Regions from separate parts of the Mus musculus genome. Here region 2 is linked to region 1. The links are chromatin contacts, found by Hi-C in ENCODE. All regions are on one chromosome and are shown on one strand. The core of a region is the stretch at or near the end of the contact, and the rest is flanking DNA. Distances in the headings are between cores, read along the strand shown. Region 1 holds the start of Acyp2 (acylphosphatase 2, muscle type). Region 2 overlaps Sptbn1 (spectrin beta, non-erythrocytic 1).

Region 1 (3,025 bases), core at 392-2,891:
ATAATAGAGATTGAGGTATTTCTTAGGATTTCTATTGCTGTGAAGAGATGTCATGACCATGGCAACTGTTATGGAAGCAAACATTTAATTGGTGCTAGTTTACAATTTCAGAGATTTAGTCCATTATCATGGCCAGAAGCATGGCAACACGCAGGCTCACATGGTGCCAGAGGAACTGAGAATTCTACATCTTTGTCTGAAGGTAACTAAGAGGTGACAGGATTCCATACTGGGCATAACTTGAGCATAGGAGACCTCAAAGCCCTGCCTCTACAGGGACACACTTTCTCCACTAAGGCCATATCTCCTCATAATGCCACTTCCCATGGGCCCAAGTATTCAAACACAGTCTGTATGGGCAACAAAGCTAGCCAAATCACCACAAGGCACCTTTCAGATTCATCAGCCTGAATGAAAAGATCAAGCCTAACTTTATCTCAGAATCACCACAGATTTGGCACCGTCAGAACATTTCAGAATTGATTCATTGTCTGTCTTAGTTAAGGTTTTTATTGCTGCCATGAAACACAATGACCAAAAAGCAGCTTGGGGGAGGAAAATGTTTATTTGGCTTATACCTCCACAGCACTGTACATATCAGGATAGGGACTCAAACAAGGCAGGAACCTAGAGATGATGTAGAGGCATGGGGGGTGGGGTGGGGGTGGGGACTGGTTACTGACTTGTTCCACATGGCTTACTCAGCCTGCTTTCTTATAGAACCCAGGATCCCTGGACTAGGGATGGCATCACCCACAACTGGCTGGGTTCCACTGCTCCCTCCCCCACCCCCCCATCAATCACTAATTAAGAAAATGCCTTATGGCTAGATCTTATGGAGGCATTTTCTCACTTGAGGTTCTCTCCTCTAAGATTACTCTAGCTTGTGCCAAGACTAGCCAGCACACTGACCAAATACCCTTTGTGCCACTAAGCTAAGCAGGTCCTTCATTTCAAATGTCCACCTCAGGATGTTGGAAATGGGGATATTGTTTCAAGGGCACACATTTTCTTCATATGAAGTGGAGATTATCATATATTTGCACAATGGTGAGTATAGTTAAGAATGATATATATTTAAAATCGTTGAAATCTTAAATGAAATCAGAGATGAAAGTTAATTAGCTTGAATTAATCTCCTTACAGTGTACCCATGGGTATACTATGTATTCTTTACAGTGTACCTATATAAAATCACCTAAAACTTAAAAATTCTTTGACATTTTATCCTTGCATATAATGAATTTTGGTAATTTTCCCCCTATTATCCTTCTCATCTCTACCCACTTAGACTTTACCCGCTCTGTCCTCTCAACAAGTCACCCTCTTATTTTCATCCTTATAGAAAAAACAAAACAAAACCTTTTTTGTGTCAAATAAACGTCGGTGGGTAGATATTAGTTGGTTTAATCCCCTCACATGCCCGACCTCCGTTTTCTTTAGAGAACCGGGTCCTGGGGAACGCAGAGAGGGAGCACCCTGCTAGGGAGCCCGAGCGCCGGGTGTCCCGTCGCCCTCACTGTGTACAACGGTCATCTGCCATCTTCTTACGCATGACCCAGCGCGCTCTTGTCTTGGCTTCTGGGCGTCGGTCCCAGAGCCCATAAGTCTTCCTCCCCTGGCGGCTGTCGCAGTCTCCGCGCCACATACCCAGCTAATGCTGCTCGGGAGAAGGCTGGCCGCCATGACCGAGCTGCTCAAGTCTGTGGACTACGAAGTGTTCGGGACAGTGCAAGGTACGGTCTGACCTGGGATGCCAAGACGAGGCCGTGGGAGGGAGAGGAGGAAGCTTATGCCATCCATTTTAGGGACGGTTCTTCTCACTGAGGCAGCGACTTCCGCTCAGCCATGACACAGCAGCCCGGGGCGGGGAGAACGGGCTAGCGCGGGGCGGAGGGAGGTCACCCTGGGTTCCCGAAGAGGACGCTGCAAGCCTATAGGATGGGGGTGGGGGACGCCTAAGTGCGGCAGAAAAGCAAGGGTACCTGAATGATACTGGGTGATTTACTTTGTCAGAGGTTGTAGCCCCTCTCCAGCTAGCAATTTTTCCTTCCTGGGTTTTGGAGATTGAACCTTATATATTTATGCACAGTCTTACATTTGCGTACTAGATTGCTGAAGTACACTCCCAGGCCATTTAAGTGAAGTTTTAAAATTTTTGTTTGATTATAAGCTTAAATAGATGCATAGAATATAATGTCTGACTTACTTTAAATCTTTATATTTGTAATTTAAAACGTTAAAACATTCTTTTAATTTTTTCTAACGCAACTTGACATAGTAGTGCATGTAGTCCTTATGCAGAAGAAGGTGGATATTTGAGTTCAAGACCAGGCTGGTCTATACACTTGAGAAAATTATCTAATGGCGTATAAATACTGTAACTATTTAATGTATATCATCCATTTAAAAGAAGAAAACTTTTTGAGACTGGAAATGTAGCTCAGTAGAGTGCTTGCTTAATAGTCACCAAGCCCTGGAATGGGTGCTCTGCTCTGTACCAGACCAAGGACGAGCTAGTCCTTATAAGCCTGTAATGCAGGTTCCGGTCTTCAACATAAAAATAATGCCTTTCTTTTTCTTTTTCTTTTTCTTTTTCTTTTTCTTTTTCTTTTTCTTTTTCTTTTTCTTTTTCTTTTTCTTTTTCTTTTTCTTTTTCTTTTTCTTTTTCTTTTTCTTTTTCTTTTTCCTTTTCCTTTTCCTTCTCCTTCTCCTTCTCTTTCTCTTTCTCTTTCTCTTTCTCTTTCTCTTTCTCTTTCTCTTTCTCTTTCTCTTTCTCTTTCTCTTTCTCTTTCTCTTTTCTCTTTCTCTTTCTCTTTCCCTTTCCCTTTTCCTTTTCCTCTTTCTCCTCCTCCTCCTCCTCCTCCTCCTCCTCCTCCTCCTCCTTCTCTTTCTTTTTCTTTTTCTCTTTATTTTTTCTCTTTTTTGGGGGGTGGGGCGGGGGCTTGAGACTCGGTTTCTCTGTATAGCCCTGGCTGTCCTGGAACTCACTTTGTAGACCAGGCTGGCCTCGATCTCAGAAATC
Region 2 (2,877 bases), core at 14-2,513, 550 kb after region 1:
TAAAACTGAGATGAAAACCACATCTAATTCCAAAGCTGGTACAACTTAGCTGGTCTGCCATATGTCTAGATTACTGTACATGTGGAGTGTCTACTGTACAAAGGACTTGTGTCTGTGTTGGATAAGGTAACGGTCTGATGTTCTCATTAAGTTATCGTATACTGACAGTTTGCCCCTTGGGTATTGTTGGCACACACCTGAGTGTAGCTCCCCAAAGGGATACCATAAATACCAATGGCCCTGGATCTACCCTCTTGTCAGTAGCTGAACCCCAGAAAGAATGTCACTAAGTCTGGGGGAGATTGTGCTTGAGAATAAGGAGCCTTGTCTGTGTTCCTGAACATGAGTGAAAAGCTTCAAAGGCCGCATGTGATAGAAGGGACAGCAGCTCACGTGTTCTCTGATGCAGAGCCGTATCCCTCCCCAGCTGCGCCTCAGGCATATGCGCTGTTCCAAAGAGGCTGAGTTCAGGGCTAATATTTGGTATAGGTTCAGTTTAGAGAGGCTTTGAATAAGGGGTAGCCTGTTTGTGAAGATCTTTCAGCAAAGGTGAGCGCAGAGCCTTAATACTTCTTTCTCTGCTGTACCCACTCAGGTCCTGGCACAATGTATATTGTGTCATAAATAACCAAGAAATGGGCTTCTATAAAGATGCCAAGAGTGCTGCTTCTGGCATCCCCTACCACAGTGAGGTCCCTGTGAGTTTGAAAGAGGCCATCTGCGAAGTGGCCCTTGATTACAAAAAGAAGAAGCACGTGTTCAAGCTAAGGTAAGAGTTTTCAAGCTCATGGCTGTCTGGGTGTGTTCATCTCACAGAGGTTGGCTTTCCCGCTAAGGTACTGTGATGGCCGTGCCTCCTCCTACCATTCTCAGTCCCTAAGAAAGTGAATATCCAGTCTGCACACAGCCTACTGAGACTTGCTGGATTAATTCTGAGGAACCAAGGTCACTCTTCCCTGGGCCTGGTTGTGCACCTGGACCCAGAGGAAAAGGAGCCTTCATTTCATGACCTGGAACACACTGTTCCCCGACACTGCTGTGGGCCATAATTGTCACAGTATATAATGGGAGCTTTAAAGTCCCATTTTGAGTCCTTCTGGCTTATGCAGACTAAGGAATTACCATGTTTGCTTCAGATAGGTACTGTGAGTCATCCTAGAGCCTGAGGAGACAAACAGGAAGTACTTGGGTGGGACAGGCCATCCTCCCCAGCTCTTCCCACACTTCTGCATCCAAATGACTCCTCCTTGTGGAAGACACCCCCTCACACCACATCCACACGCATGCTCCTTGTGTTTGGATATTGGCAAACCATCTCATTTCTCAAAGTGTAAAAAGATAAGGCAAGGGGGTGAGAATGTGCTCAGTGGCAACAGTTCCTGCTGCCAAGCCTGATTATACAGCTTTCCTTCTCAGAACCCACGTGGTGGAAAGGAGGAAAGGAAAGGCTCTCTTGCAGGTTGTCTTTTTGACATTCACGAGTGTGCATACATACATATATTTTCAAAATACATTTTGTCATGAGAGTCCCAGATAACTTGACCTCTTAACTGTTCCATCTTAGCACCCCCTCCATGGACCTCAGAGTCAGTTCCTACTGCTGCACCCATAGTACCAGACATCACAGTGCCACACTGATGGCCTCCTGGGTGTGACTGCTTTCATTTCCATAAGAAAAATCTAGAGGTCTTTTTTTTTATTGTCAGTTGGGTAACTCTAGAAATTGCAGATGTGGAAGACACAAACTCAGAAGCTAGAATTTCAAGAGTACTCACCTTTTTTGAAGTTTTCTCTTGAATTCATTTCTGGTCAGAAATTAAGAATCCAAGTGGTATTGGCCATAACAAAGCCAGACCTTTCAGAGGTTGAATTTTTTTTTGATCCTTCTGTTGGATTAAAGCACCAGATTGCCTGTGTATATTGGATTTATCTGGTGAATGTGTGACTTCATAATGACCAGGGGCCATTGTCGGGCCAGTGCACATCTCCAGGCCTGGTCATCAACCCATGGAGAGCTCTATTGACATCTCTGAGGTAAACCCATGGCCTGCTTGTGACCCACCCTAGATAAGGGGATCATGGGGTTTTGTTTGGTTGGTTTGGTTTGGGTTTGTTTTGTTTTGTTTGTTCTGTTTTGCTTTTTGAGACAAAGTTCCTCTGTGCCTGGCTATTTTGAAAATCAAGCTATAGACCAGGCTTGCCTCAAACTCACAGAGATCCACCTACCTCTGCCTCCGGAGTACTGGAATTAAAGATGTACACCACCATACCTGGCCTGTATTTTTAATTTATATTTTTTAACTTTCTAATATGAAATTGTTACCTACATAATTATAAAATGTAATTTTCTTGAAATTACAGACTAAGTGATGGAAACGAGTACCTCTTCCAAGCCAAAGATGATGTAAGTTACTACTGGGTTTTGTTTTCTCAGATACCAAAGCTCATGGAAGTATTTGTGAGGTGTTCAACTGTCTGGTCTTCATAGCCACCAACACTAGACTAAAAGAAGAAAATATCATCATGTTCCTCATTAAAGGAGGGAAACTAGAGCAACATCCACTAGATTCACTGGAAACTAGGAGCAAGGAAGGCCCTTGCCTGCTGCTCCTTAGAGCAAGGCACAGAGAGGTGGCCCAAGTCTGAGTATATGTCCTGATGCCCAGTCCAAAGCCTCTACACTGTACTCCATTACCATTAGCCTCACCTCCTTGGAGAAGAGAGGGTCACCTCAGTGATCATAACATGTGCAGCAATTTACATTTTAAAAGGCCCCTTCCACCAGGAGAGGTAACTCTGGAAAAGGGCGTGGGGACGTGTAAGATGGCTTAGTTGGTAAAGGGCCTGCCATCCAGTCTGATGACTTGAGTTTGATCC

The links. A loop is a pair of places that touch in the nucleus more often than their neighbours do.
Region 2: a loop to region 1 is called in a map of T-helper 1 cell, with 2.0 times the contacts of the local background. The contact joins the enhancer-like site here to the promoter of Acyp2 in region 1. A Hi-C loop is called at or near these places in 13 of 37 maps with a recorded cell type or tissue (ES-E14, Patski, T-helper 1 cell and 4 more).

What each region holds. Positions count from the first base shown.
Region 1 is chr11:30,648,012-30,651,036 of GRCm38, reverse strand. Acyp2 (acylphosphatase 2, muscle type) reads left to right here and starts at 1,641. Exons shown (of 4, transcript NM_029344.3): 1 at 1,641-1,736. The coding sequence starts at 1,658.
Region 2 is chr11:30,101,140-30,104,016 of GRCm38, reverse strand. It overlaps Sptbn1 (spectrin beta, non-erythrocytic 1), which reads left to right. Exons shown (of 35, transcript NM_175836.2): 33 at 596-769; 34 at 2,362-2,404. Among named protein-coding and RNA genes, the nearest start is that of Eml6, 77 kb to the right of the region's middle. Within about 2 kb of position 1,263, at least 1 of the 3 ENCODE cell types and tissues checked has a DNase peak (open chromatin) inside an H3K27ac peak, as active enhancers do.